2 separate regions of the Mus musculus genome follow, and region 1 is linked to region 2. Evidence: chromatin loops called from intact Hi-C (ENCODE). Cell type or tissue: gastrocnemius. All regions are shown on one strand. Each heading gives the region's core, and the rest is flanking DNA. Links, peaks and the distances in the headings are about the cores only.

Evidence for each region. A loop is a pair of places that touch in the nucleus more often than their neighbours do. Peaks named below come from ENCODE experiments on the same cell type or tissue, not always from the same donor. Only the 100,000 strongest peaks of a DNase experiment are listed, where the experiment ranks them.
Region 1: it touches region 2 in a loop (2.6-fold over the local background); 2 of 42 quality-filtered maps call a loop at or near these places.

The regions. Positions count from the first base shown.
Region 1 is chr2:173,797,146-173,812,815 of GRCm38, reverse strand. It overlaps the pseudogene Gm14371. Among named protein-coding and RNA genes, the nearest start is that of Vapb, 67 kb to the right of the region's middle. In gastrocnemius, for the core only: no CTCF peak of the experiment used is centred there; no DNase peak of the experiment used is centred there; H3K27ac peaks cover 1,734 bases.
Region 2 is chr2:174,068,474-174,084,143 of GRCm38, reverse strand. It overlaps Stx16 (syntaxin 16), which reads right to left and starts at 7,093. Exons shown (of 9, transcript NM_172675.4): 1 at 6,955-7,093. The coding sequence starts at 7,086. In gastrocnemius, for the core only: CTCF peaks have their summits at 7,985 and 8,194; DNase peaks (open chromatin) are centred at 8,148, 8,736, 9,135, 9,372 and 4 more places; H3K4me3 peaks cover 4,125 bases; H3K27ac peaks cover 6,276 bases.

The sequences.
Region 1 (15,670 bases), core at 3,178-11,177, 270 kb after region 2:
ACAAGGGAAGGCAGAGTGAAAGGCCACTTATTGATTAGGAAACCAACATATTTCCCAGTTCCTTGTCTGCAACACTTAAACCAATATTTGTGTCTCTAGGATTCTATTTGTATGGTAATTTCAAAAACAAGATTCAGACACTCTCCTGAAATTGAAAACTATATTAATTTTCTAGATGGTAAAATAATACCATAATTAAATATTACTATTTCTCTTAAATATCTGGTGGCTCCTAGCAAAATGGGGTTTTGAGCATGACGTAGGCTTTCCTACAAGTTCAGACTCTGGGGATATTCTTTATTTTGAATACATGAAAGAGACCATGAACTTAATCTCAACACAATGCAAGAAAAATTGATTTGTTAGAATCACCATAATTTTCTTGCATTTAAAATCTCTGTGCTTTCTCACCCAAAGCTCTCCCTCGCTACACGTCTTTGGGGAGAGACCCAGGGAAGAGGCGGTTTGTTTCTCTGTCCTACACCTTTCTTGTTCCTTTTGTGGCTCTTGTTCTAAGTTGCCCATGTGTCTAAAAAGAGACAAGGACGATACTCTCATTACCCTTCCACGTCAATCTCAAACTATGTCCTCGGTATGACCCAACATGATGACCCTTAGCATGGGAAAAAGCATAGACCCCCAAAGTTGGCCTTCGGTGGACTTTGCTTGCCCAAAGACCTGGAAGGAGGAAGAAAGGGAGTCCTTTGGCCCTCGGCTGGCGGCCAACTCTGGAAGAGGCCTGTGCAGGGTTTCCACCCGGACTCCCAACCACCCCAACTGAAGCTCAAGAGGTCCCCCTTGTGGGGACTCCCAAGAACAGCCCAGCCTACCCCAATGCTGGGGTGGTTTCCAGTCGCCCCCTAGATCTTTGAGAAGTCTAGGGACACAAGACACCTCATGAAGATCTCCAGTCCCCATGTTCTCATGAAGACCGTCAACCTTCTAACTATTTCTGATAGATGAGAAGGTTGTTGGTCCTTTAGGAGAAGACCTGATGGCCACCAAGTTCTCAAGTCTCAATGGATTCCAGTTCTTAGAGGTGCTTGCTCTAGGTTTCTTCTCAAGCACCCATTTCATGGTTCATCGGGAGGCCTTCACTACCATTTACTCAGATCGATGTCCTGTTGCCTACAGAACACACCACAACCTTGGGACACTCATGCCAAATTCCTTTTCTACCGAACAACGCAACTTGGCTCTTCTGCCAAGAAATCCACAAGGATTTGTTGGTGTGATGGGGACTTCCAGACATAGATCTGTTCAGCATGCAGTGTTTCAGAGCTACACCCCTTAGGACAGACACAGTGTCCACCAATACGGCCATCCAGAACCAGCAAGCATTCAACCGTCTCCGCCCAACCACTCTATGTCCACGATGGAGGATGGATTGGAGCAGCACAGACTGTGGATAGCTAAAGAGAGACAGAGCTGGGAACGTGGTGCTGTCAAAGCAGAGGAAACCTTGTCTGTTAGACTCCACATCTGGGTAAAGAGGGAAGAGCTCCTATTAATCACCAAGATGCCTGAGCTATTTTGAAACAGCTGGGCTCTGGCTAGAAGTTTCCAGTTTTCGTCTGGGGCGGGCAGGGGTGTTGGGGGAGCCCCAGCTCAGTGCAGAGTAATTAACATTACCATGAGGCCCAGAGAGAATTTTGATGGGAATTTTTAATGCTGGAACATTCTTAAACAAACAAACAGAAAAACCTGGTGGATGGGCCAGCGGAGTGGGCCAAATCTTGTCTCCCCAAGCCCCCTCATTCCTTTCCCATCCCAGAAGTAGTGGGCTTCCTCTTCCCTTAGCAGGAAATGCTAAACTCCGACCTCGGGAAAGATGTCCCAGCGGCAAACCTCTCCCCTTGACAAAAGGCTTCCCACGCACAGGAGCTCATGACTGCAGAGCCACACCAATGGCAAAGCCAAACTACATCACTGATGCCTGGATTCTGGGGGTGTATGGAAAGCTGGGAGGACACTGGGGAGTCCTGCTGTTCCTTGCTAGCCTTCTCATGTGGGCCTTCAAGACCCCTATGCATCTTCCATCTGGGAATCGACTGTTGCAGGTGTCCCATGCTTCCCGGGGTCCTCGGGGCAGTCATACACTGAGGTCACCCAGCAGAGAACACATTCCAAAAGGCCTGAGAAACTGCCAGGAGTGGAAACTGGGACGTGCTCATTCTAGAACTTGCTATTTCTGAGTTTCCCAGGGTTGAAATGTACACACACACACTCCCTAAGCACAGAGGCCTTGAATTCAATGGATTACAAGGCTTTAAGATTATGGCCAAATGCAAGACACGTGAAGGGGGCTGAAGCTGAGCCAAACACCGCAGAGGGGCCCACAGGCTCTGGGGCGTCCAATTTTGTCTTCATTCTTCTGTGATTTGTTGGTGTTTTCATGACGTGCCAATCTGAGCACTTCTCTGGGGAGATCAACTGGATGACCTCATGCCTTGTGGATGGCGATCTCATCCCAAAGCACGTGTTCTTGGGCGAGGGCCGCTCCTCTGACAGCCAGTTTCTGGGGCTTTCTGAGCCTCATCAGCCAGCGAGTCCCAGTGTGCATAAGGAGGCCTCTGCTAATCAAGAGCTTATTGTTTGGGTGGGACCTGTTGTTGACACTTACTCCAAGCCCAAGCACTCCAGGTGAATCACTTCCGGCTGAGGGTTTGAAAGAAACCAGAGATGTTCTGACTTTTTTGTTTGTTTCCTTGTAAATCAAGTACTTTTTTTTTTTTTTTTTTTTTTAAAGCAAATCAGCACTCCGGAGGTGAAGGCAGGAGGATTAACAGAGCAAGGGCAAACTTGGCTACAAAGTGTGTTTAAGGTCCAAGACAACCTTGTCCTGAGTTTATAGCTGGCTTGTGCTGTAAGGAAGAGAGCTGCCCATCTCTTCCGAGGGTCAGTGCAGCTCTTATGTCCACTCATTACTGCTCCTGGGTGCAGATTTTAGTTTGCAAAGTGTAGACCATTATTACCAGTGCCTTGTTCCCCAAAGCCCCACTAACCTGGACACTGGGTGTGCCTGTAGTTCATCTCCAGTGTTTTCTCCAAATGACCTGGTCAGGTTTTGTTTGTTTGTTTAACCTTTCCCAGGTAGCAAAAGATCTTCTGGATTCGCTTTGCAGAACTAAAAGAAGGGAAGAAAAGAAGGGAGGGGAAATTTGATTTATACACAGAGCACAGAGTAGGGCTGCAGGACCAGAGTCTGAGTAGAAAACTAAACCTACTGGACCCCCAACCCCACCCTATTGTCTAAAGAAGACCCACACTCCATTCCTTAGCTGGGGTTCTGTTCCATACAGTGACCCACCCATTGCTAGGAGGTGACCGACCTAACCTAAATGGATCTGTGGTTGTAAACCACACAGCACCCAACTTTGATGCCATGCTGTGAAGTCTATGCAAGGTCTGAATATCCAATGTCTCCATCATCACTTGTAATGTAATGTCTCGGCTAGCTAAAAAGATGCTATGATTAATTTCACCTATTTCTTTTTTACCTTTTCGACCATGGATCTTTGAAGCCATGAGTAACCGGTGACGCTGTATCTGTGACTTTATATGGTGTACAGGCATAGAGCAGAGGGCTGGGAGTCTGGAACCAGCCCTTGACCGGATCCAGTGTTCACATGGCACCGCCCTCCACTTGCCTGGGCTGTGAATCCTGGGAATGCTGTTACTTAATGCCCTTTCTCAAAAGTCCCAACAGCTACAAATCTACCACTAGTCTGACCCTGACAGCCACTTCCTGAGAGAAGGAAGAGGTGTGTACAAGGCAACCGGGGATGCTGCTCACAGTGAGAGGAAGTGCTCCTGCGTTTAACTGAGGGAAGGAGAACTGGGGAGTGTTAGACTGAGAACTTTCCAGGACTATTTCTAGGGCATCAACCAGGCACTGTGCTGAGAGTGGCATTAAGAGAAAGAAAGGAGAACCTGGTCCTAATGAGACAGGTGGACTCACTTGGCAATACTGTAGAGGAAAGGAAGGGAGAGAGGGGAAAATACAGAAAGAAGAGAAGCAATGAGGAAAAAAAGAAAGGAAAGAGCAGGAATCAATAGAAGAAATGAGAGAAAGAAGAAAGGAAGGATGGAGAGGGGACAGGAGGAGGAACAGGGAGGAAAAGAGGAGGGAGGGAGAGAGGAGGGGAAGGAGGGAGAAGGGAAGAAAGGGAGGAGAGACAAGAAGAGAAGAGGGGAGGGAAGAGGGAAAAGGGAAAAGGGAAGGGAACGAAGAAGGAGCAGGGAGAGAAGAAGGAGGGAGAGAGAAAAGAAATAGAGAGGAAGGGGAAAGAATCAGGGAGGACAAGTGGGGAAGAAACACTGAGGCCCACCAACAGGGAAAGCCCAGCCCCTGATATCCGCACACCATTTTCTGTTAAAAGAACATTGGGAGTGAATCTAGCCTGAGTCTAAGTGAATTCAGAAGATCTTTTGCTATCTGGGAAAGGTTAAACAAACAAACAAACAAACAAACAAACAAAACCTGACCAGGTTATTTGGAGAAAACACTGGAGATGAACTACAGGCACACCCAGTGTCCAGATTAGTGGGGCTTTGGGGAACAAGGCACTGATAATAATGGTCTACACTTTGCAAACTAAAGACTGCACCCAGGAGCGGTTATGAGTGGACACAAGAGCTGCACTGACCCTCGGAAGAGATGGGCAGCTCTCTTCCTTACAGCACAAGCCAGCTATAAACTCAGGACAAGTGATGGCCTCCAGGTCAGGAAACACATAGGTCAGGGCTTACAATGGTAGGCAAGGATGTTACCAGGTCTCAAGGAGGCCTTGAGTCTATTAGTAACCACCAAGACACCCGTCCTCAACAGTGGGCATAGAAATGAAGTCCAAACTGTTGACTGGCCAACCCGGCGCCTTTTGACACAGTGAAGTGAAGTCACTCATTACTCTTGCCACAAGGAATGGGTCAATCTCAATCAAGAGAAAACACTAGTTCCAGACAAAGGGACTCTGTGAAGTGACTGTCCAGTGTTCTCCAAAAGTGTCAAGGTTGGGAAAGATAAAACCAAAGACATGTAGAAAAGACATGACAATTAAATGCCTGACCCTAAAACTGTCATAAACATGGCAGAGAATGAACCTGGAACAGGCTGTTGACTACACTCTACTTCCTGGTTTTGATCATCATTGGATGTCTGAGTAGATTAGATGAGAACCTTCAGAGTAGCTAGGCAGAGGGTATACCAGAACTCTACTGCTTCTGCAACATAGCCTAAAATTGTTCCCAAAAATGAAAAGTCAAAATACAAAAGCAAATAGGAAGGAGATACCTAATGGCTGGTGTGGAAGGGCGTGGGGAATGGGTCAGAGAGCAGAGGGGCTGTGCCAGGCATGGCTCTTCCAATAGATGTGGGGTGACAGTGCCAGCCTAAGAGTCAGCACAAGAACCAGTGAAAGACAAGGCCACATGGCAGAGTGGCCTTGTGGGATCTGCTGGGTAAGGGAAAAGAGAGAATCCGCAAATCTCTTGGACTAGGAGAAAGCTAGGCTGGACAGCTAAGGACACTGGGGAAGCCTGGGATGGTAGGGACTATCATGTACTCTTCCTTAAAGACACTCAGAGTCATGGTGGCTCTGTGTTATAGGTATCAGTCTCTTCAAGAAAGAATTCTAACCCTCATGGGCAATCCTGTAAATCTAGAACCCTCCAATAGGGGTGTGTGTGTGTGTGTGTGTGTGTGTGTGTGTGTGTGTGTGTATGTGTGTGTGTGTGTTTGTGTGTGCTGTGTGTATGTGTATATGTTTGTGAGTGTGCACACATGCGTGCATGCTCAGCATGCATGTTTGCAAACATCTGTGTACAGGTGTGTACATGAATACTCATGTAGAGACAACTCTCTTCCTCAGTGACTCTCAACCTTATTCTTTTGAAAAACTGTCTCTCACGGAATTCGTAGCTCACTAAATCTTTACTAGACTGGCTGGCCAGTGAACTCGAGCCAACTTCCTGTCTCCACCATTCTTCCCACCAGCTCTGGGTTTACAGAAACACCCGGTCACATCTCGTCTTCCACATAGGTGCTAGGGATCCAAACTCGGATTCTTAAGTGCTCTTAGCTCGCTCAGCCCTCTCTTCAGTCTTCTACTCTTGCTTTTCTGAGGATTAGGCAGCCAGAGCAGAGAAGGTCTCCACTGTCCTACACACAGACACACACAGACACACAGACACACACACACACACACACACACACACACACATCATCATCATCATCATCATCATCATCATCATCTCTCATCCTAGCCTTCTCAGGGCTGGGCATGCAGGCTTTCCCGGCCTCCACTGCTTATCTGAAGAATGTTAATACCCTCACGTCTTAGGGGTGACTTTGGTGAGAAGCAGGCAAGCATAGTGGATTCCATCCATGGGAAATATATAGATGATGTCCATTCATAGTAACAGTGAGGTTGCTAGTTGCAGGCTCCGAGGAGAGGGGAGTGGTGGATGTAGAGAGCAAGCTTCCTTACATGGTGCCTGGATAGCTGGAACTAGACAGAGATGATAGCTGCCTGGCATTGCGATCATTCTAAATGCCACCAGACTGAGTGCTTTAAAATGCCTAAAGGGTGCATTTGGAATGGGATGATCAGGTTTTGTTTGTTTGTTGAGGCAGAGTCTCTATACTCCAGGCTGACCTTGAACCCGTGATTAAACATATATATGCCACTGTATCCAGCCGTGATTATTGTATTAGATATGTTTTACTGCATTTTTAAAGTTGTCTAAATGGGTTTAATTCCTTAGCACCCATGTTGTTGTTTTTTTAAAAAACAAACAAAAAAAGAAAGGAAGGAAGGAAGGAAGGAAGAAAGAAAGGAAGAAAAGAAAAGAGTGCCTATCTACTTGGTGAATTCCAATCTACAAAGAGACCTGCCTCGAAAATTAAATTAAAACAGAAAAAGGTGAACAATGTCCAAAGAATTACAGCCAAGATGTCCTCTGTCCTGTACATGGATGTGCATACACACATCTAAGAGCTGGCTTGTTAATACTCATCTCTCTACCCAACACTTAGGAGGCTTAATAAGGAGGATCGTGAGTTCCACGTCAGTCTCGGCTCCTAGCAGGTGTGAGTTGGTACTACAAAAGAAGAAGGAGAGAGAGAGAGAGAGAGAGAGAGAGAGAGAGAGAGAGAGAGAGAGAGAGAGAAGAAGAAGAAGAAGAAGAAGAAGAAGAAGAAGAAGAAGAAGAAGAAGAAGAAGAAGAAGAAGAAGAAGAAGAAGAAGAAGAAGAAGAAGCAGGAGAAGAAGAAGAAGAAGAAGAAGAAGAAGAAGAAGAAGAAGAAGAAGAAGAAGAAGAAGAAGAAGAAGAAGAAGAAGAAGAAGAAGAAGAAGAAGAAGAAGAAAGAAGCAAGCATCTTTGAGAGACAACATCCTCATAGTGACAGCAGCTAAATCTCTCTACCACTCTGAGATTCTGCATCCTCAACTCTTGGATGTGGCTGTGAATGGTCCTGAACTCCAAATGGCCATGCAGATGGCATTCCCCGGCAATGGCCAGACAGAAGATGTTTCCCCCAAGGCTGTGGAGTGCCACAGCATGGCATAGATCTAGCCTCCAACCTAGGTGACTCCCTAGAAATGGGCTCTTTAGATGTGAGGACCTCAGGGCATCTCTAGAGCCCCACAATCAAGGACTCAGGCAGCATCCACACTCCCCACAGCCACAAACATACCCCATATGGTGTTTGTGCAAGTGGCCTGTCCCTAGTGTTCTAGCTCCCGCTAACACATCGGGCCATGGCAGATCATATTTTCAGCTCTGGGAGCCTGGTCCAAGCAGTTGGGTACTGTAAATTTAATTCTGCAGGTAATTTGAACGATGCTATCTAATTTCAAATGTCCCCGCTCTTATGAGTGCAAAAGCAACATAATTTTTAATTAGTGGGTAAACAGTAAATACTGAACGGCAGTAAAGTGGACACCACTGTTAATTAAAAATCCATGGTTGATAAAAATCAATTTGGCCCTTGCTTTCAGGTCCCTGCAAAGAGTTGTATGACCCAGCCATGGCCCCATCTGCCGGTAGTGGTTCAGCTAGTTAAGACTTTCCTGTGGGAAAAGAGGAGAAGAAGGGGGTGTGGGGGGAAGAAAGGAAAGAAAATCGAGGTCTGTCCCAAAGCTGTAAAGGGGCAACGTCGTGAGACTATTTCTAACTATTAGTTGGGTTGGTAGTTGATTTTTTTTTAACAACCTTTACATTGAGGTTATGGGAAGCCAGCATGGCTGGCCTCTGGGGCTTTCTTCACAAAAGTCCCCATTGTACGGAGCTTTGTGTGTGTATTCGTGTTCTGAAGACAAAAAGGTCTGACTATATATTATAGTCTCCCAACGTAATTAAATCCTAACTTCTCGCAGAAGAATAACATGCACGAAAGCCCACTTGGGGGAAATAGCATCTGAAGCTTTGTGACAGAGCGTGACATCTCTTCTCGGTGCCTTCGGGGAGGGTGTGACGGCTTCCTTCCCAACAGAGACAGCATCTCTTCGAGGACCAGAGATTCATGGAGACACGACTCTCTCATTTTCAGAACCTGTGTGCTATTTCACTGTGAAATGTAAGCTTCATTTCCCAACCAGGTAAATAAGTCTGACCCCTCCGGATTCTTCTCTGCTCCCATCTGTTCACCAAATCAACACTTTGCGACAGGTTTCATTGACACCGGTGATGTTCAAATTAACCTGCAGAATTGAATCCAGAGAATCCAGCAGCTTCCGACCATGACTGTGGCTCAGAAGCGCCACAATGTGCTCTGGCTGACAGCTTAGACAAGTCTGTCTCAGTCCGGGACTCATGGGCTCAGTGGGGATGCCCATGCACCGACCATAGTGATCTGGTTCAGGTCATATTGATACTGTGCCAAGTTAATGCTGAACACCCCATCTTCTATCATGCAAGACTTCGGTCAGCCTTGCTTCCCCAAGTGACGATGTGCGCACATTAAGAAGACACCTTGCCTCGGTTACTGTTTGGTTTTGTTTCTCCTACTTGTCTGACCATGATCAACAAATCCATTGATCTCTAGGGCCAAGGGCCACACTCAGATTTTTACTCTCCACACATGTGTCCCGCACTCTGGATCTCCAACTCAACTCCCGGTGTTCTCACCGGTGACCCAAATGAGGAGCAGTCACCCTGTCAGGTTTGAATCTGACAACCCGGGCTCCAGTTCTGGCTTTTCTTGGTGAGTGTCACAAACCCATGGAACTGAACCATCAAGCCACAGAAGATGGCTGCAAAGATCACAGGACACACCACAAAACCACGTGGATCCTTACTCGATCCGTGGCACCATTACCCTCATTACTAGCTACAGCACTCAGCTTTCTCAGCTAGTGACAGGGTCCCCAGAGATTCTGCACGTGACCCCAGATCCCAGGAACATAAACTTCCCTGAGAGATTGCTGGGCACAGAGACTTTGGGGTCCAAGTGTAGAGCAGATAGAGGGGTAAAATGGGGTTCCCCTGGCCTCCCCTCAAACACAGCTGGAAACCTGCAGTGGGAAAGGGATGGGAATACACTGTGAGAGAGTTCTCTACCCCATCTGCAGCCTTCCCTGGAGGCCCTGGCTGGCCAAGGTTCTCTGAGCCCCTCCCAATCCACTTGGGCCCCAGGCTCAGTGGGAAGGGCTGGGTTGGCAAGCCTGATCCAGTAGCTAGCGTCTGGGGTCAGAGGCCACCATGAGAACCGTCACTACTGTAAGATTTGGACACTGCTCACACTAGCATCCTGCCATCCAGGCTGTATCAGTTGTCCTTCTGAGTTGGAGTTGACAACTCTGAAGGGATTACAGCTCCTTAGCTGAAGTCTTGAGTTCAATTCTGAGCAGCCGCTAGGAGCTGTGGGGAGCTGACCCCATGCCCTTGCCAGCCCATCCTGGGGTCACCAGAAGGACCCCTGCTGCTTTGTTCATCCTCAGACAGCTCCCTCGAGGTGGTGCTGGCTCCTGGCCAGGCTTAGGTAAGAGGGCCTGGTGGGATACGGTCTATGTGGCTGCTCTCCGGCTCAGGTTCTCATCTCCCGCCACACACTCAGTGAGCACTGAATAGACCCTGGTCTGTGGCCCACTACAGAGAAAGGGACAATGACAAGCCTGCTGCATGCAGTCAGCAAGCATCTGGGTTTCTGGAACCTGAGGCGGGCAGTGCAGCCTGCTTGGCCCCTGACACAGGGCGAGCAGACAGGCCAGGCAGCACACATGGTGCCTGTGGATCAGGTCTCTGACCAGGTTCTTTCTCCTTCACAGCTAGCGCCAAAGAAACAGCCGGGACTTCAGGGGATGGCCATCTACACTGGGAGACCCAGTGTTAGCAGCCAGTGCCTAATGGTATGCCCATCACTGTGGTCCTGCTCCCACACCCACTGGGCCCTGGATCTCAACTGGGTAAGACTCCCTTAAGCTGCCAACCATGTGCTGCTGGGCTGAGTGGGAGATGTCTCCCTCTGAGCCTTGGCACTGACTTCTGTGAAGTTGAGTCGATTCTCCTGGGTCCCCAGAGGCTGCCTTCCAACCTGAGTGCTTGCTTTCTCTCCTCTGGACCTGGCATCTGGAGGAGGAAACTGTCAGGCATCACGTCCAGCCAACAAGGGTAAAACTGAATGATACATGCAGCCTGTTACACACACACACACACACACACACACACACATACACACACAGGCTTGCCTCTGTTGAGCTGGTGCACTGGGCACACAGTAGGACGTGTGCTAAAGAGGCAAACGGGGATGTGTATAATGTACATTTAGCATGACACTAACTGTGCTGCAAAGCAGAAACGCAGGGTATGGTAACAAATGTCCTAGAGGGTCCCTGGAGATGGTGACATCTGGTTGAGAGAAGTCCCCATTCTGAGATCCACAGGAAGATGGGTCAGGCAGAAAGCACGACCGGTTCAAAGAACTGAGGCAGGAAATAACTGGGCAGAGAGAACCCAGGGTTTCCACCCAGTTCTCCTAGCCCTGCAGCCGTCCACCCTCATCTGTCATAAGCATCAGGTCACTCTTCACCCCCCCCCCGCCCCCAGACTGGGAGCTGAGGGGGAGGGAGTGTGGCTTCCTCGCTTATTCCCGCTCCCCCTCCCCACACCCCTGGGTCTCCTCAGCCCATTCCATTCTGAGGTCAAGGACTGAACTTGCCCTGTCCTCCACATGCCTCCTGAGCTCATGAGGAAATCTGCCTGCCAAACATCTGCTAGCGCTTTGGGTGCCGGGAGGAGGTAGGGCGCCGGCTCTCCAAATTGCTCCTAGCACTTTTCCCAGGCTCTGGGCTGCAGCCCTACCTTATTCAGCCCAACTGGGACCTAGGCAGCTCCTAGCAGAGTCACTGAGTGCACAGAGAGGGAACGTTATGTTGTCCGTTCTGGCCTGCAGCAACACTCCGGAGCAGTTCTAAGAAACTTCTAGAACTTTCTTCCTAGAAAGCCCCACTGTACTCTCCAAGTAGGCCTTGTTGCTTTCTGAGAGGCATGTAGAAAGGGGTCAGTAGGGCTCAGACTTCGAGATGATAGTCTGGATGTCCGAGGAAGGTCATTCCATATTCCAGGCCCCATCTGAGGTTCTCAAATGTACAGGGTGACTTCCCTCACTGTAGCAACCGCCTGGTCTATTAGCCACTGACTATTTTTCTTCAGACCAACTTACTTTTATTTACTTAAACATATTCATGCATCTTTACAACCTTATTGGGGTATAATTGGCATACAGTAAACAGTACACATTTATAGTGTGATATAATTATTTTTAAAGGATGCCTAACATCGCTGTGGATGCAGAGAACAGCCACTCGCCATAAATAAGAAATAACTGTGAAGAGACTCGGTGAAACAAAACCACATAATTGGGTTCTCTCTAGATTCACGGCCAATCTCGGCCTCAGCGTCTGCTCTCGCTGCGAGAAAGGGAGCTGGGGCTTAAGACTCATTGGGCCTCGGCGGAGGCTTTCTCCGTCATGTTAGCAGAGGGCCTGAAGGAAAACTGGGAGCCATTTTCTGCTTGGATGATAACAACTTAAGTATGAAATCCATATTAAGATGGCAACCCAGGTGGGCACCAGGGAATGAGGGGCGTCCCCTGCTACCCACAGCAATGAGGCCTTGGGAAGGTTTTTCTATCCTTGGCTATGACTATGGGGCTGGGAGTCAGTTTGTTCCTTTCCACTTCTGCACACCCCAGGGCCTAGTAACTCTGCTAGCAGACAAGAGCCTGAAGTCCAGGTCAGCTGACCACCTCTCTCTCTCTCTCTCTCTCTCTCTGTCTCTCTGTCTCTCTGTCTCTCTCTCTCTCTCTATCTGTCTTATCTCTCTGTCTCTATCTTTCTCTCTCTCTCTGTGTGTGTGTGTGTGTGTGTGTGTGAGTGTGTGTGTGTGTGTGTGTGTGTGTGTGCATGCAGAGGTAGGTTGTCAGCCATTCTCCACCTTAGTTTTTTGATACACTCTCTCACTGGGATCTGGGACTCTCCATCCATCCTTAGCGAGATCCTCCTGTCTCTACCTTAGAGCTAGGATTATAGGCACACACCACAACTGCTTTTCACTGTGTGGACAATGAAAATGAAACTCGGGGGACATTATGCTCCTGTGGCATACTTTACCCACTGAGCTATCTTTCTGGTCTTGTTTCGGTATAGTCATTTTCACCAACAGCAATGCAGAGTGGCTGGCCCAGATCCTCCAGCAGCCTGCGACCCCTAGAGTATGTGTTGTCGGGCCCTGGAAACAGCTTGCTACTGGAGGATGAACCAGGGAAAGGGGGCACTGGTCAGAGAGAGACACTTGAGAGATGTCCCTCTGCTCAGCGTCTCTGTCCTTCCCTCGGGAGGTAATCCAAGACAGCACTGGGAGCCTGGCACTAAGACTAAGAGACTAAGTACATTGAGTGGTAGACAGCGACCAAAGCCCCAGTTAGGACCATGAGGTTTGACCAGAAGGAGAACTGGAGACCTTTTATGAAGATGACAAGATGGAGAAGTCCTCCCACCCCACCCCCATTGGGGAAACTGAGGCTATGGGGCCCAGGCTTGAGTGAAAGAGGCTGGGGATGCCAAAGCTTAGCTCAGAAAGAGGGGAACACCCAGATAGGTTTTCATTTCTCTGTTCAATACACATCTCCACCCCAGCAGTGTTTCCAATGCATGTGCCAACACTATGCTGCCTCTATCCAGATGCCAGACCCCATTGTTGTGGGTGGCAGGAGATGCCCCTCATGTACAGGATGGCTGCCCCTAGGTCAGGCCTGGATGCCAGGGATGCTGTGTAAGCTGCTGAGCTCCCAGGTCCCAGGTGACTGCATGGTGGCCCTGGGCTTCAGCATGCATGAACTTAGTCTGCTGCACCTGCAATCTCACATGCAACAGCAACCTGGCGTGGCACCCCATCTAGTCGAGGAGTTGTTCCTTGGGGATGTCCCCACAGAATGGGCAGAGAGACAGCACTGCCATCCCACTGGCTACCAGTGTCCCCTGCAAAGTGCTCTGGTGAGTATGGAGCCCTGTGGGGATGCTCTGGCGCCAGCCCAGCAGGTCCTATAGTCTGGTCCTGATAAGGGTCTGCCCCACTCTTCACACTGCCCTCTGGTCAGCTAACCTCAGGACATTAGTACATCCCGTTACCTCTGTGTGAGCCTTCTGGTCTCCACTTCTGCAGGGCTAGATGAATTTTGTAGAGAATAACACAGTTCACCCTCCTTACCCTAGCCATTCTTGGCATGCATCTCCTGGGTTTGGTCTTCGTGATTCTTGCAAGACCCCATAGCTGTCCCTGCAGGGCACAGTGGCTCAGGCAGGTTTCTTCCTGTTTGGTCCTGGTCCCTCTATTACCCACTCTGCACATCTCCTAACACCCAGCATCCCTGCTGTTAGGGAGCCTGCCTGTCACCTCCTCGCAGACACTAAGTACTTCCTTAGGGGAGTTCTGTGGCACCACCCAGTGTGGGGTCTGGCATCTAGATAGAGGCAGCCATAGTGTTGGCACATGCATTGGAAACACTGCTAGGGCTGTGGTTCTCTCTTAGTGACATCCTTCAGGAGCCCAGGGTGGCCAGGGGACAAACCACTGATGTGTGTGTGCACACGTGCTGATGTTATAGGTTGTAGCATCAAACTCCACACACGTTATGGAGTTAGTATAATGAACAGAGGTGGAGTTGGGCTGTGGGCAGAAACTCTCACTACTGAAGCTTAGTGGAAACAAAGGAGGTGGGCAGTGTTTAGGACTGTGGATTGGGACCTGGGCCTCTGTGGGTCCATGTGAGGCCTGTGGTCCTCTTTGTTTCTGTCTTCCTTTGTTTCTTTTTTTCTTTCTTTCTTTCCTGTTGTTGTTGTTGTTGTCATCATCGTTGTTTGAGATAGACCTTCTTGTGTAGTTCTAACTGTCCTGGAAGACACTCTTTAGACCAGGTTGTCCACAGACTTAAAAATCTGCCTGCCTCTGCCTCTCAAGTTGCTGGGATTAAAGGTGTGTACCACCACTGCCTGACTTTTTTTTAAATGTTGTTCTCATTTCTAACACATGGTCTATGGGCTGATCCCCAGAATAGAGGGGCTCTAGCTATAGGGATCAGCCCCTCCATGAGATTCCAAAGCGACCCTAAAGCGGCCATACAATTTCAACTGTATGGAAGCACCATGCTGTCCCTAGACTGTAGAAGAATGGGGCTGTCAGCCTAAGGATGGGATTGGTAGAGTTGTTGATGCTGAGGCCTTCTCTGGCAGCTCTTAATGCCTGAGCACCCTCCTCAGAAAAACATTGAGAAAAATCTTTTGAAAATTTAAAAGGCATCGGGCAGCACTCAGGATACAGAGGCAGGAGGATCTTTGGTTTGAGGCCAGCCTGGTCTACAGAGTGAGTTCTAGGACAGCCAAGGCTATACAGAAACCCTATCTCAAAACAACCAAGGGGGTAGGAGAGAAAGAGAGGAGAGGAGAGGAGAGGAGAGGAGAGGAGAGGAGAGGAGAGGAGAGGAGAGGAGAGGAGAGGAGAGGAGAGGAGAGGAGAGGAGAGGAGAGGAGAGGAGAGGAAAGGAAAGGAAAGGAAAGGAAAGGAAAGGAAAGGAAAGGAAAGGAAAGGAAAGGAAAGGAAAGGAAAGGAAAGGAAAGGAAAGGAAAGGAAAAAAGGAAGGAAGGAAAGGAATGAAAGAAAACAAAACTAAAATATAGAAGGCATTGTCTTTAAATGAAAGTCACTTACACTGAAATAGCCTTCAGATGTGAAGCTGTGACACTGGGTAGCTGAGAACAGGAATTCTTTCTTCACTGTCAAGTCCAAGCAGTAGTGATAAATGCAATGTCTGCAACACGGACGAGGGACAGGCTGACACTCAGGGGCAGCTGGTGACACTGAAAGAATACTGCTTATTGTTAATAGAGATGAAGGCAGATTAGGACTCTGGGTCAGGAACTTCTGACCAGCGTACCCCATATTTATTTAATCAGATTAAACATGGTAGCTCACATCTGCAATCCTAGCACTTAGAAGGCAGAGGCAGGGAGTTCTCAAAAAACCAACAGAACAACAAAGTACAAACAAATGGACAGAGGGAAGAATAAATTCAGCTCTCTCTCAGGAGCTGTTTGAACCTTGGGCCATTCAGCCATCACAAAGCATACATTGAGTGCCTACTGTGTACTGTACACTCAGTTGCAAAGCTAACCGG
Region 2 (15,670 bases), core at 5,177-13,176:
AGTAATCCTCTCCGCTAAGAACTGTACATATCAAATGCTATGGCCACAGTTTATCCCTAGTCATGGAGGGGAGGCAAGGTGGGAAGAGAAAGTAACACTCCTGCAGAGCTAGCCATGCACTGTCGTCAGGCGCAGCTATATAGAGTGCTATACAGTACTGAAAACTAAAGAGACAAAGCAGCAGGTAAAAAGGACCCAGTTTTAACCAGTATAGGGATGGAGCACTGGGCATTCGAGGGTTAAATTTTGGTTGAAAATTAAAGATTCCTTTTTAGATCAGCGTGGAACTCTATCTTCTGAGGAGACAGTAACTAATGACAGATAATCTAAACAACAAGGTCCTTTTTTTCTACAGTATTGATCATGGAAATAATTAGTGGTAAATTTCAATAAACAACTGTGCTGATTTTTTTTTTGTTTAGCAGTAAATTTAAAAAATAAATAACATAATTTTCTTATTTAAAGATTAGTAGTGCAAATGAAGCTTGATTATTGATACCAGAGTAGTATCACACAATGCTAGCATAACAACACAACACAACAACAGCAACATCCAAACACAGACTGGTCACACAATAATGCCTCAGTCTAAAAATCTGCGGAGAGAGCCTCTTGGAGTGGAGAGTCTCCGCACCCTGCACTTCCCCCGCTGGTACGAAGCTGTATCCCACAAGCGTGCTGCTAGGGTTGAGGCTGAGGAAGCTATGTCATGGAAATAGCTCATCTTATCTCACCTCATTTTGCTATAAAAGAAAACAAAGTATGTATTTTTTAAAGCTTAGCAGATCCAGAAAGAGAACACGGACATCTTTTTTATTAATAAACTAGATGCAAGATGAAGGCCACAGTGGAGCTTGAACCTGGGTCCCTTTGAAGGTCCTCCCAGGGCTTCATCTTGGGAAGCGGCACAGCAAGCCGCTGTCTGAGCAGCCTTGCACCTGAGCCCCTGCAGTGCCGTGGGTTATTAGCTGGCCACACACATTCTCTTCTTCTCATCCCTACAATTACTAGGCACTAAGAGGTGAAATTACAATCACGAGACTAGGAATAAAAGCAACACTTACAAATGCTCAAAGCTACACTTCAAAATGTCACAGTCACAGTATCTGCTGCCGGGGAGGATGGGGGCAGCCCAGGTGCACCAAGCCTTTCTGCATCCCACCCTCCAGCCTCTATTTTTATTAATAATTCCTGGAATTACTTGCATATCAGGAATAAATTCAGCACACCACCTTTTCAAAGACCACCTTCATTTTATTTCTTAAAACACAGGAGGTTTTCAAAACCCCCACCACAAAATTACCAGGAAATGTAGTCAAGACCGGAGTTAAAAACCTAAGAATTACCATCAGGAAAGAGCATAGTCTAGTCCAATGAAAACAGCTTACTACCCATCACCACCTTCTAAACCTTTACATTGTCTAAACCAAGGCTTGGGACCTGCCCATGGCATGCAATCAAGCTAACACTGAAACATTCCAAATAGCATTTGGAATTTATAGTCTAAAGGACTTTCTACATAAAACTGAGAAGTGGAAACCCATCTGTGTTTGCTCAGGGGTCTGGAGGAGTTGAGCAAAGCGAGCTGGAAGCACAGGTCTGTGCTATACTGGTGTTTATTTTATTCCCATTGCTGCCAAAATAAAAGTTTGCTTCACTCTCATCCAGCAAAGCACGCTCATTTACAAGTCAGTCTCCTGCTCACACAGAATCTTTACACACAGAAAAGCAAACATATCTAAAGAGAAATATACAGTGATTTCATACTTGGAGCCTACAGACAGAAACATGATTTTCCAGCAGACTGAGACCCTTCAATGAGCAAGTTAAATTGACTGTGGATGGCTGTAAAAAGGAGAGAGAAACAAAAAACAAAAAAACAAAAACAAAAACAAAACAAAACAAAACAAAAAACCAACCCAGGCTAGCCGACTGCAAGAGGAAAAAAAATGTCATTAATCAACTACGTCCTTCCATACCCATTGGGCATCAGCCAGGGCCAGTGTGGCCAGGGCTTTACCCACATTGCCAAATTCATGAGGTGGGTGACTTGGGTCATATCCTAACTCCACTACCCCATCATTCTGCTCAGGTGAACCACCTAAGCACCAACTTCACCCAGTATGACACAAGGTTACTCATGGAACAGGCTGCGCCTTGCCAGGCACACAGTAAGCACTCAATAAATCTTCACTAATATCACAGTCAAGACTAAGGACCTCGGGTTCCCTATAACCGTAGTCAATCCTTAGGTTTTCCCTACCACCAAACACAGATTTTATTAAAAATAATGTGCTAGTTTCAAACTAATCTAGGAGCAATTAACTCTAGCTTCCATTTATAGATTGTGCATGCTTTTACAGCAGAGTATAGATCAGCAGTCAACACTAACCAAGAACTCCCACTCCTGGCTCAGACTCCCAAGAACCAAGAAAACAAGAGCAACACGGCATCTCAACCAGCTGGCACAGCCTTGCCCTTTCAGGCATCCCAAGATTTAAAAAAAAATTAATAAAAATATATATACACACATGCACACGTATATTAATTTAACTTCATAAATACATTCAGGTTCCTGAAGCTAACTGCTTGCAACCGCCTGCATGAGGCACTACCTGTTCTTGGCAGACATGATATCAGAAAGTTACTTCTGCAATGTGCTGGAGCTACTTCTAGGTATTTTTCATTAGTAACCTTGAGCTGACAGCCACACACTGTTGTTGACTATGGATTTCTCCTTTTCAATTTAAAGGTAAGGTTGTGTGCTTTGGTCAGGAGAAACAAGTATTAAAACAGAACTGCAGAAAACACTGCTGAATTGATGGGGCCACCAGAGATCACCTCACTCAAAATCCTCAATTTAGCAACGAGACAAAAGATGTCCAAAAAGATTACATCCACAGCAGAGCAGGGCTTAGACTAAATTCCCAGACTCACATCCATCACTCTCCCTTTATCATATGCTGCCCGAGGGATAACGTGATGGATGCCCCAAACCCAAGACAGAACACAGCTCCTGAAAATTACCAACAAGTGCCTGTGGCTTGGACACAAAAACCAACCCCCAGTCTGTTTCTAATGTTAACTTTATTAATATGAACACAAAACATAAATGAGTAGAAACCTGGACAGATGTTGTGCTGAATTTTAAAAAGAATAGAGAAAAATCAGCCCTCATTCCCAGAGAAGAAACAAACTATGCGTCTGACCCGGGATGGCTGAACCTAGAAAAACCCTCCAGGGAACAAGGCAGCTGTGGGGTCCACAAGCAGGAAGAATTAGTGTCCTCTCCCGCAGACATCAGGGACAGACTACCGAGTGAGTGGGAGACAGGATAACTGCTGGCATTGATAAAGAAAAACACATTTCAGAAGTAAAAAGTGACAGCTGCCGACTGTCTTGCCCATCACAGAAGTGTCCAGCAGAGAAACATGAAGGCTCCAGAAAAAGGGACATTGGGCCAAGGCCTTTAGGTCCAGTCTGGCCCTTGGGACTTTCTGTTGCTTGTTTTGCTGCTGCAAATCCTCCTGAAATCCATTCTTGTTTGCAGCACGTCTACCTGCACCTAGCTGTAAGTCTACATTGCATGCACGGTCTCCTACAGCAACCATCACCAACAAACTTACAGCTTTTTCTTCAAACTACTATTTAAAAAATATGGGCTTAATGCTTTTACAAGTTCAGGCTTCCACTGTGGTTTGTTTTGAGTTGTGTGAGACAGGCACATACACAAACCTCCCAGCAAGCCATTTCTGTAGTACTGTTTTCATATAAGGACATAAAAGCTTGATATTAAAATTTAAATAATCTATTATTTTAGATACTTACATTTGGTTACACATGAGACAGCACACACACCAAAATCAATGTCTACAGTTTGGTCTTCTAATTAGAAATTTAAATTTCCAGGTAATGTATTTTAAAAATCAAATTCTCTGGCTTGGTTACTTCCTTTTTAATTATCTAAGTTTAAATATGCATCTACAAATTGTCTCTTTTGTCTTAGGTGACTAAGACAAGTTTATACTTTTAAGTTTTTATTTGCAATTTTTCCAAGCTGAAAAATCTGCTGGAAAAAAGAAAATAGGAAAGTAATGTGGCTAAAGTCCCTGGGGTAAGCTGCACCTCTGGAGCTCAGTCAGGAGCTCAGCTTTCCCGCTCCCTTTACCTTTGAAAGCAGAATATATAAAGTGAGCGCTCCTTTAGTATTAAGCATTTCAAGATATCTAGTACAATTAACAAATCTAATTACAATTTCTAATATCTTGTCCATATTCAAAGCTGATCAATAAACTTTTGATTTACTACATGATTTTGAAATCTGCAAGACAAAAATGTGGTTCTCAAATTTGTTCTGAGCTAGAAGCACTGTATGCATGATGTTGTAGTTTTCAAAAATTGTCTTAAGCATATCTTTTCTTTTTACAAAATATTTATAATGCTTTTTTGACTTCCAAAAGAATTATTAAAAACTGTAATCTCTATCCTGTTAATATCTTGATATTCTTGATTATTTTGTGTGCAGAAATAGTTTGTGGAAAAACCTTATGAAGAAATTGAAAATTAACAGTCGGAAACACAGAGAAAAATGCAGAAATATGAAAATGCACTTTTGTTTTTTAAATTGTAATTTAGGTAGACTATTTTTGTTGGACTGAAAAAAAGCTGGGGTTTTTTTGTTTTGTTTTTTGTTTTTTTGTTTTTTTTTTTTGGTGGGGGGAGGCAATCTAAACTGAACACACAGGTATTTCCACGGACTTGAGTCCTTTTTAGTTATCTAAGAAAAATTCCAGAAGCACCGGCTAATAAAAGCATCCAGTATTTTCAGTAGTGTGACATATGAAAATATTTTTAATGTTCTTGACTTCAACATGAATTTTAGCTGTACTTATAAATCACTTTCAAAAAAACTGTCTGAATTTGTTAAATATAGCTGTATATTTCTTAACATTGCCTGCTTTTCCAAACCACATATTATTTTAAACATTTTAAATTATTTTATTCCATATATAGATAGATAGATACACAAACAGATATGTTCAAATTGTCTAATTTAGAAAAATATTTAAAAAGTAATTGGACACAGCAACGTGTTTTTGAAAAGGTGCCGGTCCAAGATACTGTGTTTTAAACTCTCTGAATTAAGGGTCAAATTTTTTCTCTCAGGTAATCTAAAGATTAAAGCTACTTAGAACTTTACAGAATTAAAATTTAAAAACCAAACAGTATCTTTTTCATCAATTTAAACAGAGACCCTGGAAGCTTTAGCGTGGGTTTGGCTCTGTTTTGTTTTGTTTGTTTTCCCCCATGAGGTAGCATAAAATTAAGTCATAAAGAACAGGAGACCTTTATTTAACATAACTGAAGGCCCACAGATTATATTCATTCACTATTTCTCCGGTTTATTTCTGGAGACTCTTTTCAAAAACCACATTAGAATGAACACATTTCCATGCTAAGATTTGTTTCCTACTTATTTCTATGTAATATTATTTCTTTCAGTCTAAAAATGTAAAACATCCTTCAAATGTAAATGTAAACAAAAGCCCCAACACACTCCGAGCTAGTTTTCTATGCCTTGGGACCGAAGTTAACATCCTGCATCCTTTTATCCTTAAAACTGCTTGCACAGAATAAAAAATCCCTTTTCTGTGAATAATATGGTCAAACATATTTTCCACCGTGACCTAAACAGGGACAACTGTCCTGGCAAGACAGTGACAATCACGATACACAGCTTAGTTTTTCATTAGCACTTCCATAAATGATAAAAGGAAAAAATTAAAAGGCAACTGTTTAAAAGGCGGGAAAGCTGCAGCGTTTCACGAACTATGTTTCAAATGCAGCCCCTAAGGTCGTGGGGTGACCGTGCATTCCCCCATGTTTCAAGGCTGCTTCCATTCAAACCTTCCCTTTTCAATTAAAGGTATTATTACAAAGCTAACAATATTCATCTGGCTGCACCATTCAGACCCGCCCCCTATCTGAGAGAGCAGGAAACTGAGGCTCTGGAAGCCAAAGCCTCCATCAAAAACAAACCAAATACAGCAATCATACTGGAACATTGCTTTGAAAAAGAACAACAACAATAACAAAACCCTACACTGCTAGGCGAAGTGAAGTTCTGGTCAATAAAATCAAAAGCCATGTGCTATTTTGGGGGATTAATTTTCACATCCGCATCATGTTGGTTCCTTTTTTTGTTTTGTTTTGTTTTTTTAAAAAAAAGTTCGAATGGAGAAGCTTAATTTCCTGTGTGGGAAATGGAAAATGAAGCGCCTAGCACCTTGCAATCTCACCAACATGAGTCCTCGGAGGGGGGAGGGCGGGGGGGGGGGGCAGCAAAGCAATTACTCCTAGTGTACATGGCCACACCGAGAACTAGGGCCATTGGAAGAAAAATAGTGGGAAAGAAAATGAGCTGAGCTGAGCAGACCACACACACACACACACACACACACACACACACACACACTCCTTCCTGGGGGGGGGGGGTCTGCAAGGATTTGAGTCAGCTAACCACCCACCTGGCCCACAGAACCAAAGTGAGGCCATTGCAGGGGGGGGGGGGGGGAGTGCCAAACAGAACAGAACAAAACAAAAAGAAGGTTGGAGAAAGGCCTAGGTTCCAAGTCCTCGTGTTAAAACATATGTAAATCGAGGCTGCCCGACGGATGGTGGGGGAGGAGGACCAGGAGGCCCAGGAAGTGAGAAGGCAGGGCAGGGGTTGATACTGTGGTCCCCATTGGGGGTTGCAAGTGCCCCATAAGCCATGGCCGTGCTCCACTTCCTTCTGTATCACACTCCTAGTCGTCGTCGCCTTGTTATTGTTGTTGTTCTTTTTTTCTTTTTTTTTTTTCTTTTTAGACAGAGAGACAGACAAGAGACAGACAGACAGGCAGAGCCGCAGTGCACACGGTGTGTGTGTCTGGAGAGGCCGCCAGGAAGACTCACCGCAGCAATGCTACGTGAATGCAGAGGGCTGGAGGTGGTGTGACTACTCACTTGCTCGGCTAACAGCTGCCGGGTTTGGATGGAATTATTCCGCAACAACAAGAAAGCGTCGGTTAAACGCCTGGTGGCCATTGTCTCCCCCTTTGTGACCCCCCCTCTCAGGGTCTCCCACCCCCCCTTGTAGTCCTGATTTGTTCACTTTCTCTCTTGGTCTGGCCTAGCTGATTCCACTCTTGCACAGAAATCTCTCTTGACAAAGCCTTAGGCTTTTCACGGCGCGATTTTGCAATCCGCCTAAGCGCGGAGACCCCTCCCCAAATAACCACCTCGCCTTTTCCAACTGCCTGACTCCCCCTACCCCAAGGCTGGCTCGGATCTCAAAGCACTCGAATCCCCCCAATCCTAGCGTCGAAATCAAACGTCCTGGAGACCCCTCCCCAATCCCAGCTCGGATCCACAAGCGCCTGACGCGCCAATCCGGCTCGGGGATGGGAGAGACCCCTACCCACTCACTTCCTAAGACCTCCCCAAAGGTGCTGGCGCCCTAACCCTAACTCAGAGCGCCTGCGTGCCCGGCATGTGGCTCTAACTCCGAGTTTGGGTTAACTCTCCTCACAAAAGGCCTGCTCCAAACAGGCCGAGCCCACAACGACAAAGGAGCGTCTACAGCTCCCATATAGTCGCCTGAGCCTACTGAGGCTCAGCCCGACCTGACCCCTCTCTTTCCTGTGCGGCCTGCTTCTCCACTGCCAGGAGGCTGCGGGCCTCCACGAGGACCTCACGGCCTGCCTCCCCCAGCCTCCTCACTCCTCTTCACCGGCACCCTCCATCCCGGGATCAGGCTGCAACCCTGCCCAAGGCCGCTTCCGTGCAGTGGTCCCGGGCTCTAGCATTCCCCCGGCCCTCTTCCTGTCCGTTCCTCGCGGGTGCCCCCCTGCGACATTCATGAGATTGCTTGCAACGTTCCGGGAGCGGGAGCTCCCTTATTGCCCTGCCCCGGGATGGGAGTGCTCCGCCCTCTCTGGGACAGTTCCCGGGGCGCCTTCTTCCCCTTTTCCTAAGAGTGTACAGACTCTGGGGCAGGCGTCCTGGCCCCAAAAAACGGCTTCAAAACCTTGGCCCTGGAGCCGAAGACCACCACTGGGGTCCAGGCAATTGTAAACTTCTAGTAGGATTGTCAGGCAGGCAGAAATGTGGAAACGTGGCTCTTGCAGAGCCTAGTCCTGCGCGGGGGCGGAGGAAAAGTGGAAGAAGTCTGCCTCTGCAGGCCAGGCACGCTCCACTGCAGGCGCCTGGCGCTGCTGAGATGGCCTTACCTTTTTATTTTTTTATTTTTTTTCTTTAAACTGTGAGAAAAAAAAAAGTATCCGAAAAACAACCAGGCCAGGGAAAAAAGAAAAAAATAATAATAAAAAAAGCTTGGGCGCTAGGCCTTGCTGGCCTTACTGTGGGCAATAAAGAGTGGTCAGGCATCTACACTTGGGCACTACAATGTTGTGCCCAAGTGGGAAAGGTTCCTAAACTTAGAGACAACCCCTCAGCCCCACTCCCCCAAAAAGTACTTTGTGTTGAGGTTATGCCCACGTTTCCTCGAGCTGGGGTTTCTGGTCGCCTCCCAGTCTCTGGAACCATGCATCCCACTCGTTGCTACCCTGGCTTGGGGGGTGGGGGCGTCTCCCAGGGCCCCCCAGGGCTGCAGCTGCCGCACTCAGTGAACAGCAGCTCCGGAGGCTGGGGTCACCGGCAAGCCTGGATGACAGACCAATATCTGCAGAGCGACTTTATGGGGTGTCTTGCCCTCAATCTTGCTCTCAGCTTTGGGATCAGATTGGGAACAGTTTGGCCTGACTTGAGGGTCCCCTGCCTCTCCCGGGTGCCAGGAGGCAGGCGTGGGAGCCGCGCGTAGGGTCAGGCTCTTGAGCCCCGGGTGCTTTTGCTTTTAAGAGCGGGTGCTCCTGTGCTTGTGTGCAACAGTATCCGTATGAAAAGTATCTTTGAGACACATAACACAATGAATGCATGGAGGAATCGAGGCCCGGAGAGCAGCGGTGCGAGCTGATAGAGAAGAGATGATTCCGATGCCGAGCTCCTTAAAGACAGGGGCGCCCACTCCCCCCGCAGCGGTTGACGATCAGCGGGGGCTGCTCGGAAGGTGACAAACAGCCCAGACCCCGCTGGGGCCATAGAACCAAGCACTCTGCTGCTCCAAAACCACAGGCCCCGGGTTAATTTCGTGGAGGGAAATAAGAGGAACCCTGTGTGCAGACCCCAGGGGATATTTGTGCAGTGAGGGAAGAGTTCCGGCAGCCCACCCTGCTGGTGAGAGCTGACCCCAGTCACGTGGCAAAGCCCACTCCTCCTCCTCCTCCTCCTCCTCCTCCTCCTCCTCCTCCTCCTTCTCCTTTTTGTGCTTACGGCGTTAGTAAACAACCGCCGAGCCGGTCTCCCGCAGGAACATTGGATTAGAGCTGTGGGCCTGTTCTCCTCCATTCTCGAGAGCACACATCGGCCTCCCCCCAACCCCCCTGCAAAGCAGGGGCTTGTTTACTTCTGGCTAGAACCTGATCTCCCTCCTACGCTGGACTGGACGGCTGTGTTTTAGTCATCTTTGTACCCACTGCCATCTCATCTGGCTTGTAACAAGCTCCGAATAAATGGTTTATAAATATATGCACGAATATTGGAGAGCTGAGATTTACGTTCCCAAATGTCTGTCCTCCATCCAGTGTCTCTAAAGCCTTTAGAGCCTTCTAACGTATATATTTTAAACACATCTATATGTCCAGTTTACATAGTCTTTGCAGTCAGTTGGCCTGTCCACCTCTCTAAGGTTATTGTGCAGATCAAATACAAACACTTTGTATTTGATGTCAGATTCTGGACAAATATTATATAGAATGGTAATTTATTCATTTTCTGCATTCAGCAAGCTTAGCAGAGTTATTCCTGGTGGTGTGTTCCAGTCCATGATGACGACCCTTCCTGGTGAATCTTAAATAAATAATCTTAAATCTTGTTGGACATTTAAGAAACCAACCAAGCTTGCATCTCTTTGAGAGAAATGAACAGCTTTCGCACATATGAAGAATAGAACAAGAATCCTCTTATTCTCAAAACAGGCACCTCAAGCAACTCCAGAGCTCAGCAACAGGGAGATGAAGAAACCAGGAGCTGAGCACAGGAGCCAGCCGGAAGGAAGGCAGCCGGGAGCAGCTGAGCCCTAGCCCCGTGGAAGCACAGGGTTCTGGGCATGAACTAGTGTTAAGAGCTGGGGAGAAGGCATGTCTGTCTGTTCATTTGTGGTCATGCCCATGTAGACTCTGACCCACATTACAGGAGAATGGGAGAGAGGGTAAATCATTATATTCCAATGTTCTTAGCTGTTTTATTTTTCTGTCAAGTAGCTTCAGATTTTTTTTTAAGCATAGCCGTGTATGTGTTACCCTGAAACTGAAATCTAGGTTGATGGTTTTATATTTTAAAAGCTTTCACTGTGACTCACTCTTGGCCCGGGGTAGGATTCTGCAATACTCCCTAAGCTTACAGAGCCTTGGTATCTTGTTTCTTGGGCTTCAGACCCACTCTCTAATGTTTTGCCAGTGGGTCCAAGAAGTCCCTTTTGAGAACAAGTGTTCCAGTGTCTACTTATCCTTCTAATCAGTGCCCGAAGGGGGCCATAAACATAGACTGTGAAGCCAGGCTGCCAGCAGGAGCAGGCTCTTAAGAACAGGTTAGTGGCTTGACAAGATGGGTTCCTAGCACTGTGAGATTCACACAGTTTTTTTGGAAAGAAATGTAAAGGAGATGCTGTGGCTGGGAAAGCCCTTAATCCCAGCTCAACCCAGCGAGCATGATGGGAATCTGTTCCTGCAGCAGTCCAGCCATCTGAAAGCACTGGTTTGGTTCCACACTCCCAAAAAGGAAGGCATAGTTATGGGAACTGAACGCTATCCAAGCACATGTTGGGGATTCTTGTTTAATGGTTTGGGAATCCAGATGTGTCTGTAATGCTCCTTCATAAGAAGGGAGTTTAGCTAGTCCCAATGGACACCACTGACTTTTGACCTTTTAAAAAGGCAGGTGGCCATTCTCTCACCCAGATGAGCAGCAAACATTCCTAAGCTCCCTATGCCTATGAAATGGCTTCCTTGCACAGATCTGACAGGCAGGCCAGGCAGACTCAGGAAACAGTAGCTTTGTATTCTGTCCACCTAAATTGTTGCTTACAACCTCAAGGGTTTCTGACCCCCAGAAAGCACCGCAGCTCTGCCTTCAGCTCTGATGCTCATCCCACTGCGGAGAATGGTAAGAGGCATAGGTTTGGTTTCATGCAGACTCCATTAGCCTTCTGTCCTAGACAATTCAATTCTATAAGCGTTTCTCAAATCCTGCTGGTGGCAGGGGCTAGCTGTTGGTCAAAGGGGACAAACTGACCCAAACTCTTGCCCTCAAGGGATTTTTTGCCTTTCCACTTCAAGTGCCCAAATTCTAACTTCCATCATGTGGACATTTCCAGCAGCCCCATGACAACCACACGTCTCTTCTTCCCCTTCATCCATCCTCCACAGTGCAGCCACTGTGACCTTTCCCTTCCAGAGCACAAATCTGATCATGTCACTGCCTGATCGAGGCCCTGAGACAGCTCCCTCTGGCCACAGCAGCCTCTTCAAACAGACTGCACAAAGCAGGTGCTTTCTCAGCTGAGCTATTGCTAATATTAAGTACAGACAGTCTCGGCTGGCAGAAAAATTAAGCTAATGGATGGACTAGTCTCCTTCTTGAGTATTTTCTCTCCTCATTTTCTCTTCAAAGTGTCGGTCCCTGCTATCACACGGCTGTATTAGAATATAGTGTGGGAGCTGATCTGATTTATTCCAGGAGCATTCATTTAATCACCAGCCCATCCCCCACCTGCCACGGCCCCATCGTTCCTGATATTGGGCTTGCAGAGTCTCCCTCAGCAGAGAGCCCCTGGGATGGAGGGCCAGCATCCAAAGCCCTTTCTAACCTGCCCCAGAGTGGAAGTCTACCCCACAGCTTCATTTAAGAGTCTTTCTTGGCAAGAGTGGCCTCTTCCTAGTCGGCTTGGAAAACATGTCCTTCCAGATTGAGCACCCCCTACAGTCTGGTGCAGAAAAGGTCTGGGGGAATGGATGGAAGGTAGGTAGATAGGAAGATGGATGGATTCTTACATGGAAAGATGAGACTGAATGCATTAAGTAACAGAAATCTCCATAAAGACAAGATACCAAGTGGGTGATGTGAACAGAGAGAATGGAAGTTGAGTCTACATCCAGTGAGGTTCTTCAGCCTCGCCAGCATCTTCCTTGCCCAGGCTGGGCCTTTCTAGAAATGGCTTCTTTACACAACCTGGATCCACTCGATCTAAAGCCACCTTTTTATTGTATCCTCATGGGGGAGTGGACTTGCCTTTTTCAGAACCCACATTTGGTCAACCTCAGGACTCACATAATATCTAACATCCTGGCTTTTGGTCTCCGTGGCCAACCAAGCCAGGGGCCTCTTTGGAACAGCACGTAGCAGCAAAGCATATCCGCATTTCTTTGGCTGGGATGATGTTAACACATGTGGCCTCAAATAAATCAGTTTCCATCATAACCATCGCCCTTGGCAGGAGCATGAAGCTGCCGTGCCTCATATGTGTGACTCACTCCTTGTGATAGAGAGGAAACTGCTGTCCTTTTGTACTGATGAGTACTGAGAGGCAGACAGCTTGTCAAGTTCTAGTGTTTGGGTTTGTTTTGTTGTTTGTTTGTTTGTTTGTTATAACCACGGACCTGCTCTGGCAATTTGTTTAATGTGCAAGTGCAGAGCTGGATGTTGGCCTTCTCCGTGATGCCACTTCGTTACCAGGAGCTTCTCATTAGCTATGGGGTCAGCACTCTTTAAATCAGACTGGCTTAAGTTTAAAAGCACATCCTGTTGGTTCAAGTAAACAGAAACCCTAGGTGTGGCAGGATCTAGAGGGCGAACAGCGTGTCCATTCTCCCCCTCAGTCCTGGTTTTCATTCTCAGGCCAGGCCTCCCGAGAGGTGACAAATTGGTATCTTGAAAGCTCTGTACTGGTGGCCTATAATATCACAACCCCAGCAGGAAGCAGAACACTTGTCTTCTCAATGGTTTTAACAAAAGTCTTATAGTTGATTCTCATTGACAAGTCTTAGGTCACATCCTTAGCCCTACACCCTTAACTGGTAAGAAATAGTGATCACCCACTGTTTCAGCCTTACGACCTCTTAAAATAACTTAGGAAGGTAAAGGGTCCGGAGTTAGACCCCATCAACTAGCGTGTTAGAACCAAGAGTATGGGTGTCCGGTGTTTAAGTGCAACAGACTTGTAGCTCTAGCCAGTTTTCTATCCACTGTGTGGTCTACACATTGCCATCTGTCTTTCCCTAGAACTCATTGCTGATTCTCCTTCCTTGTTGGGATCTTTCTCTGGTCCAGCCCTATGTTTTAACCCATTACTTTCATTTCTGGGGTCACCTGCCCATAGGCTGTCTCCATAAACTCTAGAAACAGCCTTCACTTTCCCTCCGTGGCCAGCTGCCAGAGTTCCTGGAACATCCTGCAGGCACCTCATGAGCTACTGGGTTTCTCTCTGGAATGCATCCTGCCTCCTGAATTCCTGATATGAAGTGGTGGCACCATAATGCTCTTACTAGCCTCATTCTCTGGTTCTGACAACAGCTGGCATACCATCCGTGACCAGAGTTCAAAGATACTACATCTAAATGGCCAATCACCTTCTGCCTTCTAGTCCTTCTCCACAACCCCCAGACTGATGCTGTCCTCTTTAGTCTGGAAAATCACATCAATAACGAATCTAGCAGACTCCATGACCCCTATTGTGGGGCATTTCCTAAACCATCTCCTTTCTAGAAAGATCAGTCTGTCCACATGTCACTACTGATGATGTTTTTGTTTTGTCTTCCTCCTGCCTGTAGAAGACATGGATTTAGACTGCCTTAATGAGCCGGAAGTGTCTCTGTCCTCCCTACCACACCCACTTCTAATCTCGCCCCACTGCTGTTTCTGTCCATTTTATCTTTGATATCCTCTCCCATGAATGCCTGTCTCCACACCATCCCCTTCTACAAATTTTCTGTTTATTTTCAAGGTAGAACTCTGGTGTCACCAAGAACCCCCAGCCCCCAGCCCTACCCCAGCTACGACTTCAGCCTCTTTTCTGAGGGCAAATACAGCTGTCATTCATGGCTTGCAAAACACACTGCCCCTCTTGTATTGGTGTGCTTTTGTGTTGTCTACTCCACCGGATGTGAAAGGGGTAGAGCTCTGTCTGGCTTGCCCCCAAGCTCTACTTCCTCTGGGGATTGAGCAGTGAATGTGCTAAGAGCCTCCTACTTGTCAGCAAGCAACATCTCTAAGCCACAAGGGAACTGTGTGTTAATGAGAAGGTTGTATGAACCTGAGTAGTGATTTTGTGTCTTCAACCAGAACATCTCCTCCTTCTGAATGGCTGACTCATCCTTAGCTCGCAGTCTAAATCAATGTTCACCTCTAGGTTGGACTGTCTGAAATAAACACATACCACTGTCTCCATCTTTTTCTTTTCCCTTCTCAAGTTCAGTTCTAAAACAAGTTTAGTGTTTCCTTTGGCCATATCAGCTGTGGCATCACTGCCATATCAGGACGGGATGGCAAATTCATGTCAAGACTTCTGATTGAAATAAAGGTCAGTGGAGAAGTACTCTTACCAAATTATGTCTGAAAACACATCTAGACTCCAGACAGGTTCTGAGCAAATTCACTCTGGGTTCTCTGTTTCTCTTCCTCCTCCTCCTCCCTCCTCTTCATCCTCCTCCTCCTCCCCCCTCTTCCTTCTCCTCCATCTCCTTCTCATTCTCTATCTCCTTCTCCTTCTCCTTCTCCTTCACTTCTCTTCCTCCTGAGGTGTGGGTGATTATGGGAGCTGGAGTGGAAGGTGCAGACTGTGCTGTCTTCTGAAGGATGGAGGAACTTCAGCCAGGACCTTGGTGAATCCCAAGCTCACACTTTGAAGTGTTTTGAAAGAGCTAGCGTAGGTAGTGGTAGTTGGCTACACCACTTTGGCTCCCAGCAGGTCACATGCATACACCCACCCAGAAGCTGTCTGTATTCGAGAATGAAACACACACACACACACACACACACACGCACACACACGCACACACACGCACACACGTCAGTTAATTTTAATATGCCTTGACTTGCTCAAAGGCTGGGCAGTTCTAATCCTCTGCTCAGCTAGCACACATTTCTCTCTAGTACTCCTGCCTCAACACCTCCTAAATCTGTTTTATCTTTGGTGCCCTAATTCCTTCCGGGAAGCCCCCTAGTCTTGGCTGCCTAAGATGCTTCTAGGCAGCTTTTTGGGGGCCACATTCCTTTTCACCTACATTTCAGATGATTTTCCTTCTGCAGCTCTAAATCCAATATGTCTCCCTTCGAATCACGGTGATCCTCTGTCTTCTTTTATCCCAGTTTGTAGCCCATGCAAATCCAAAGGTCCTATCTCAGTTTGCCTGTCCAGCCATTGACCGTTGGCTCTTTATTGATTGATCAAAAAACAACTGGAGACAAGGATCTTCAGCATTTGGACCCACAGGTTCCCAATATTGGGGGCCAGATTAATTCAAATCATTGGAACCAATCCCCAACAGGATAACATGGGAGTTCTCTATGTGACTTGTAT